2 separate regions of the Homo sapiens genome follow, and region 2 is linked to region 1. Evidence: chromatin contacts called from ENCODE Hi-C or POLR2A ChIA-PET data. All regions are on one chromosome and are shown on one strand. The core of a region is the stretch at or near the end of the contact, and the rest is flanking DNA. Distances in the headings are between cores, read along the strand shown. Region 1 has its middle 19 kb from the start of MIR1587. Region 2 has its middle 18 kb from the start of MIR1587.

What was found. A loop is a pair of places that touch in the nucleus more often than their neighbours do. ChIA-PET counts read pairs that join two places held with the same protein, here RNA polymerase II (POLR2A). Pooled maps may share reads with other maps.
Region 2: a loop to region 1 is called in a map of CD4-positive, alpha-beta T cell, with 6 times the contacts of the local background. The contact joins two enhancer-like sites. A Hi-C loop is called at or near these places in 10 of 168 maps with a recorded cell type or tissue (B cell, CD4-positive, alpha-beta T cell, CD4-positive, alpha-beta memory T cell and 5 more), 30 of 37 single-sample maps with no recorded cell type and 17 of 50 pooled maps. POLR2A ChIA-PET finds 5 or more read pairs at or near these places in 20 of 52 experiments (B cell, CD4-positive, alpha-beta T cell, CD4-positive, alpha-beta memory T cell and 11 more).

The regions. Positions count from the first base shown.
Region 1 is chrX:39,816,547-39,820,238 of GRCh38, reverse strand. No RefSeq gene overlaps it. Among named protein-coding and RNA genes, the nearest start is that of MIR1587, 19 kb to the left of the region's middle. RefSeq lists enhancers at 1,725-2,642, 2,643-3,558. Within about 2 kb of position 1,983, at least 5 of the 41 ENCODE cell types and tissues checked have a DNase peak (open chromatin) inside an H3K27ac peak, as active enhancers do.
Region 2 is chrX:39,854,185-39,857,876 of GRCh38, reverse strand. No RefSeq gene overlaps it. Among named protein-coding and RNA genes, the nearest start is that of MIR1587, 18 kb to the right of the region's middle. RefSeq lists enhancers at 2,050-2,129, 2,400-2,519. Within about 2 kb of position 2,021, at least 10 of the 41 ENCODE cell types and tissues checked have a DNase peak (open chromatin) inside an H3K27ac peak, as active enhancers do.

The sequences.
Region 1 (3,692 bases), core at 734-3,233:
CTCAGAGGTGAAAAACAAAACCCTCCACCCCCTTAACCATTTCTGTGCCCATCCTGGTCTGGGAGATTTCTTAATCCTGCTGCGCCGTCACACGGACTCCTCTCTGGATTTTATCCTGCGGCCGCCGGGTCCAACTCAGCCGCACCGGGACTGGGGTGGGGAGGCGGAGCCCTGCAAGGGCTTGAAGTAGGGACTGCAAACCCCTGAAAGAGTGGGCAAAATTCTGGGTAGATGCATTTTTCCGAGGGGAGAGTTCTTAAAGGGATCTGAGACAGTCCCAAAGGTTAAGAACCACCTGCCATCCCTTTGACCTTGTTGAAGTTTGATCTCGGAGCCTAGCTTCATTATCAGAAAGAACGAGAATACCCCAAAGCAGTCGTTGTGATTAAAATAGTGAGATAATGCTTTAATATTTGTAAACTGTACAGGCTTCTTCAAAGATAAATTATTAATGATGCCAAAGATGGCTGTGTGGTTGTGCGTGTGTGCACGTGTGAATGCACGTATTTGTGAGGTGATAGTGCAGGGGAAGTGTCGGGGGAGTCACTGGGATTATATTATTTGTCCTGAGACCTCCCCCACCCTCCGCCCCTGACCATTTCTCTCTTCCTCAGGACCAAGTGGGGTTGATCTGGAATATTGCCCCTCGGTTTTGAGAATCACCAAGGCTGGGTGGGAGAGATGGGCAGCAAGGTCTTCCTGCTGAAGCCCGTCTGGTCCTCAGGAGACCCATGGCCCCCTTGGGCACACAGTAGCCATCTGCACGGAGTAGGTGGCTACCACATCTTTGTGGAATAATGGAATCAATGACTGGATAGCTCAGTGGTCTTGGGCCAGGCCCACATCCCTTCTGTACTTGCAAGTGGAAAAGGACTCTGGACCCTTTCCAACTGCAATGTGTCTGTCTCTGGTGGTGGAGGCCCTTCGGTATCTTTTTTGATTCCATGTCTACCTTCTAGGAGCTCAAAGACTGAAATAACCAGAATCCAGGGTGTCAAGCATCCCCATAGAGATGGGGACTGATGTGGTATAGTTCATTCCCCTCATCCACACACTAAGAAGCTACAACAGAGAAAAGCTTGACTGAGGTCATGAGACCAGGGTTCAGAGTTCCCCTCACTGATACCCCCTTACCCCCACACAAAAGGACAGTGGCAGCCATGCAAGGGCACTGCCCAGACCTCCCTTCAGCGGAAAAGTTTCTGGAAGAAGTGTCATGGTTTGCTAGCCTCTGGCTGTGGCACCTTCGGGATCTGCTGCAGCATTCTTGCTGAGGCCACCCTCCCCAGGCTGTTCCCGCCCGATGACAGAGCATAGCAGGGGGACTAGAGCTGGGTCATTACTGCCTGACACAGGAAGTTTCTGATGGGCAGTCTGTGCTCTGGGGCTCCCCATCGGCCTGGCTGAGGCTTTCTCAGAGCTGCGCTGCCGGCTGAGGCTCTCCCTACCCACCCCTCCTTCCTTCCCCTCTCCTTCTGCAGGGGTCAGAGCTGCCTCCCGGTCTGAAGTCCCCCCCCCCCCTTTATCCTTCTTAAAAATCTCCCCCAATACATCTCTCACACTTACTCTCTCTTGGTGTCCTCTACCTGGAGGACTCAAATTGCCACAGGGACTAACACGTAGACTCCCATGCCCTCCGGTATTTTAGGCGGGACCCTTGTGTGTTCAGGAGCATGTAAAGAGCCAAGGGTGGAGCTAGGAGCCCTCAGCTACTCCTTTACCCCATTCCAGAAGGTTCCAGGCTCTACACACTCCCCTGTACCCATCTAGGGCTAGGTGGCCAGCTGTCACACTCTGGCAGTAATGCTGCTCATGACTTGTATTTATTCTTCAAGTTGCTCCTGGGTATATTAGGGCCCATCTCTGCCCAGGTCCCTTGCCAGCAAAAAGGCTGGTTCTTACTCACCAGCTTGCCCTGTTGCTCTGGGAAGTCAGTCCCACGGCCAGACCGCCCTCTTTTCACACGGCCACTCTGAGCACCAATGTGAGAGGCAAATGCCAGCCCTGCAAATCTGTACATGGAATCAGAGGCTCTCCAGACTCACGTCCAAAGGTGCATGGGCGGGGCGAGCCAGGAGACGGGGGAGCCCTGCTCAGTCACAGACACAGATGACATGAAATCAGATGGAGGATAAAAAGCATCACTGGAAAACAAAGGAACTGCTAGAGTCCGTGCCTGCTCGAGAAAAAGCAGTCATCAGCCCAAAGATGGATGAAGTGGAGGGCTGTTATTTTTAAGGTGGGGGCAGAGGTCATTAGCTTGAAGAATGTGTCATATTTGGCATCGGGAGGGTGGTTATGTGAGGCTGGAAAGCAAAGCCTGGTCCGCTCGCTCTCTGGCCAGGGAGATACTATTCCCTGGGGAAAAAGGACAGGCCCTCAACTAGCAGAGAGTGGCATGGAGGAATGTGTCCCCCAACCTTTCTAGAAGACAATAAATCTGTGAATTCTTCTCATTGGCAGGGCTGAAGGTTCATGGGACTGAGGCCAGCACCCAGTGGTGGCCTGGGCTGTAGAACTTCAGAAACAGCTAGTGCTACCCCTGTAGGCTAATTGTTTTTTCCAGAACCAAACTTTACTTGGCAGCACTAGGCTATAGCTCCATGGGCAGGGGTTTTGGGAACGGTGCCTTTGGTCATAGGGTATCAGGGTTATCTACAAACCCTCCTGTTTCTGGGAAACCAGCCTGAAGTCCTCATGCCCTCTGCAGCCAGAGGCCACTGGGCGCTGTGGTTCTGCCAGCTTTGGGGTGAGCAGAGGCAGAGACAATGGGGGAGAAACTCTATGAGGACAATGCCTGCCCAGCCTGAAACATCGCTAACAGATGGAAGGATGCAAACAGCAGCATGCCAAGCCTTCAGAGAGCTGGGAGCTCTGCCTGTGATTCAGGGAAGCTCTGATTCAGAGCTCTGAGCGCGTTGTCGCCCGGTGTCCTCAGGATGAAAGGCCTGCTTGGGGGGCTCCTCTAGTCCATCCCTCCCGGCTCCACCACCTCAAACTCTGCCTTCCAGCAGCAATTTCTTCCAGTTCTCCGGGCTTTGCGAGGCTTTTGCTGGGGCTGTACCCTCAAGCCTAAAACCCTCTGACTCCTAAAACTATCTGACTCCTACAACTATCTGACTCCTACTCATCCTTTCGCTTTCAGCTTAAGCTCCAGGAAGTATGGGCAACCCCCACAGTAAACAAAGCCAAACGTTTTCTTTATCTGGAGCCTTTACTATGCTAATGTACATTGTGAATCTTCCGGAGGTTGGTGGGTGGGGGGCAGTGGAGAGGCCGCCAATCTTTCCAGAAGTATTTGGCCCCAAGAGGCCTCCTACCCCCACGTCTATTAACCCTCTCCCAGAACGAGGTGAGGAGGAGGAGCTTGGGAAATGCTCCTCCAAGAGAAGCAGAGCGGAGGCAAAACCCCTCTTGTGGGGAGGTACAGTCCCTTCTGCCCTCCTGTACCCTGCGGATAAACTTACCCCCTGGAAGGAGAAACCAGAATAGCAGCCCAATCTCTTCTTAATGCAGCTGCAGGGTCAGATCCAAGTTTGGGGGCCTAAAAGTTACGTGAATTTTGGGGCCTTCTTGAAGAAAAACAGTGCAGAGGTACAAATGATAACTGCTAGGACCCTACCAGGGCCTTGGAAGGGGACTGTGCGAGTCAAGGCCCTGAACTTTAAGCTTTATTAGCCTCGAGGTAAAAT
Region 2 (3,692 bases), core at 772-3,271, 38 kb before region 1:
GACTGGAAAAGCAGCCCTGACTGCAGCCACCCAAAGCCCAGCCCACTCCTGGGTGCAGGGCGGGCAGCCCTTCCTCCTCCCTGGACTCTGTTTCCACCACACATGAATCCTGGGCCTGCCTGGCCCCGACGCATTTTTTATTTTGCTATCTATATTCTTTCCATTGTCCTGATGTAAATAATTTAAACTGACATAGAAAGAAAGGGCAGGCCTTGCTACAAAATGGAGGCTGTCAACTCCCCGAACCTCCATTTCTTTTCGCCTCCTGTGCTCATCTCTTCCCTGTTCTGTTCGATTTGCCTCGTTCTAGAACCTTTCTCTAGTGCTCTCTTGTTTTTTTGTTTTTTTTTTTTTTTTTTTTGAGAAAGAGTCTCACTGTGTCGCCCAGGCTGGAGTGCAGTGGCGTGACCTCGGTTCACCGCAACCTCTGCCTCACGGGTTCAAGCGATTCTCCTGCCTTAGCCTCCCGAGTAGCTGGGATTACAGGCACACGCCACTATACCTGGCTAATTTTCATATTTTTAGTAGAGACAGGGTTTCACCATGCTGGGCAGGCTGGTCTCAAACTCCTGACCTCAGGTGATCCGCCCACCTCGGCCTCCCAAAGTGCTGGGATTACAGGCATGAGCCACCGTGCCCGGCCTCTAGTGCTCTCTAGCTCCACACACATGCATGCATGCACATGAACACGCCACACACGTGCACACACACACCCTTCTCCCCCTCCCCCCAGGTGTCAGTGAGCAGAGTGTGTGTGACATTGTGTGTCTGTCTCTGGGATACAGTTTCTCTCTCTTGGTGTGAATTGCCTGTCTCGTCTGCATTTCTCATTCTGTTTCTCATCTCCCTACTTTCCTTTGCCTCTCTCTGCTGTTTGCATATGTGAGGGAAAGAGCTGCTTCATTTGTGAAGTGGCCTTATTCCATGGCCTCATTATGCAATCACACAGCATGGAGCTCTCTTGGGGGTTAAGTGGGGAAGGCAGAAGACAGGGCCAGGGAGAATTCATCATCTTTCCCCCGGAAAGCTGTGCATTTTCAGAAGATATAAGGGACAAGTTTGGGGTTCACAGACCCTCAGGGGCTTTTGTGCGTCACCTGGACCTTCTGTGATCGGTACATGGAGCTGCAGCTGGCCACTGGCATTGTCTGGAGAGCAGCCCTGGCCTCTCTCAGCCTTGAACCAGGAAGCAGGCTTTATTTGTCAGGAGAGGGCATAGCCAGGATTTCCTGAAGGTTCTGGCCTCCAGCCTGCAACCCGGCACTGTCCAATAGAAATATAATGCAAGCCACAAATGTGAGCCACATATGTATTAATAATTTTAATGTTCGAGAAGCCACATTAAAAAGGTAAAAAGGAACAGGTGAAATTGACTTAATCATATATTTTGATCAACCCGATGTATCTAAAATATTATCATTTCAATATGAAACCAGGAAAAAATTATTGACAAGGTATTTGACATTCTTTTCTTGAAACTAAATCTTCAAAGTCTGGTGTGCATTCTATGCTGACAGAGGATCTCAATTTGGCCGGGCCACATTTCAAGTGTTCAGTAGAAACATGTGGCTAGTGGCCCCTGTCCTGGACAGCACAGGCCCAGCCTACCAAGCCTGAGGTCTGGAAGTTCTGTTTCGGCTGTCTAAATGGCAGCAATACAAGCGCGTCCTCAGTGTGTATGTCTGATGGGAAGACGACGAGGTGATGTGCGGGAAGTTCACTGAGCCATTATTCTCCCATTACCATCATTAGCAGTAATCATCATGAATGCACTGGCATGGCCCACGTCCGGCCCTGTTGCTGCTTGCTTCCAGTTCACGCGGCATTCTGTGCCGGGGAATTGCTGACCCAGATTCTGTTTTGCTGGGGGGGCAGAGGGAGCTGAGGGTGCAGTTTCCAGGTGCTCTAGGCCTGCCTCCCAGCTGAGACCCCACCTACTAGGTGTGTGCTCCTCCCCTTTCTTTAGGTACCAGGCACCCCTCCAGCTTCTATATATAGCACTCTGTGGCGACAGCTGGCTATCTGATGACTCATCAGTCACCGTGGGCGTCTCCGGATGGAACCCTGAACATTTATTCAGAGGGTGCTTTTGCCAGTTTCTGAACGACTCCTAGTAAGTCCTGCCTTTTGGGGATTGTTTTAACCCCATGGAGATTGGGGGTTTGAAGACTCAGTGGGTTCCTGTCTGAAGGCCTCTGGGGGCTTAAAAAGTCCAGTGGGGCTTTGGGGAACTGGCTCCAGGTAAGCCTGTGAACGCAGAGGAATGCATTCTCAAACTGAGGGCTTGAGTGGTCTCTCCTTGGTCATCTGTCCATCTAAGTACCTGGCTGGCCCCAGATTGCCCCTGGAAGTGGGGCTTGGGAGATGTTAGCTCCTTTCAGGAGCTGCAGGGCTCCTCCCATGTATTTTCTGTGGGGCATCAAAGACCCAGGGCTGGCTTTGGAGCTGGGTTTAATGTAGGCTGCTCTGCTCACCAACTCCACCATCCTGGGCAAGTCCCTTCTGCTCTCTGGGTTTCCGTTTCCTCCTCTGTGCAATGCAGTCAATACCATTGTGGCCGTCTGGTTCTGAGGGTTGGAGGAGGTGCCGTCTGTAACAACTGTTATTACTGTGCAGCCCAGGGGCCCCATCACTTCGGTTTTCTCAGAAGCAGCTTCTGAGACGCGGATTCGTGTGGAAGCAATTTATTAAGGAAGTGCTCCCAAGAAACACGGAAGGGTATGGAAGGGCAGGACCAAGAAGGGGAGGAAGCCAGTTTCAGACAAAGTCCCTCTGCAGAAGGGTCTTAGTCCATCCAGGCTGCTGTAACACGGTACCACACGCGGGGGGGCTGATAAACCACAGACACGTACTTCTCATGGTTCTGGAGGCTGAGAGGCCGAGATCAGGGTACCAGCACGGTCGGGTTTGGGGGAGGGCCCTCTTCTGGGCTGTAGATTGCCAACTTTTCCTTGTGCCCTCACATGGCAGAGACAGGGAGAGAGAGCTCTCTGGGGTCGCTTTTTATAAGGGCACTGACCCCCTTCATGAGGGCTCCATCCTCATGACCTCATGACCTCCCAAAGGAGGAGCTCTGGAGGGCAAGTGTCAACTCAGAGCCTGTCCTGACTCCAGGCAAGAGCACTGTACCTGCATGCTCCCTTGCACCAGCTAGGAGCTACCGTGAGTGTGGGGATTGAAACTCCTGGGTACTTCTGGCTCTGAGGGGGATGTGCCCCGGGCGGGCCTGCAAAGAGTCCCAGGCACAGGCTGTGGGAATTAGGAGAGGGGAAGCTATATGGGGTGGGGGAAGGAGCCCGAGGGGATGTGGGTGAAGCATCTAGAGTGTCCCCACCACCCCTTTGCTTATCTGTCCTCCCACCAGAGGGGGCCAGGCCAGCACCCCTGTATGGATGGGACTGGGGCCGGGGAAGGAGGCTGGAGTCAGGAGGAGAGGCACCACCCAGGCCTTACTCTTCATATGGGTGGAACCATCCCATGAACAAGTGGGATGAGGAAGCCTGAGGAGCTTTTGGCCAAGCTTAGCCTCTGGGGGTGCCCAACACTGGGCACGGATAGGGCTGGGGCACAGACCCAATATTCCAGTACCTCCAAGTCTTTTGTCCGGCACCCAGGCTAGGGGCCCTGAAGATGCTTCACTGTCCAGCGGGATGGGGTTGGGGAAATATTTTTGTTCTCTTCAGCTCAGTAGC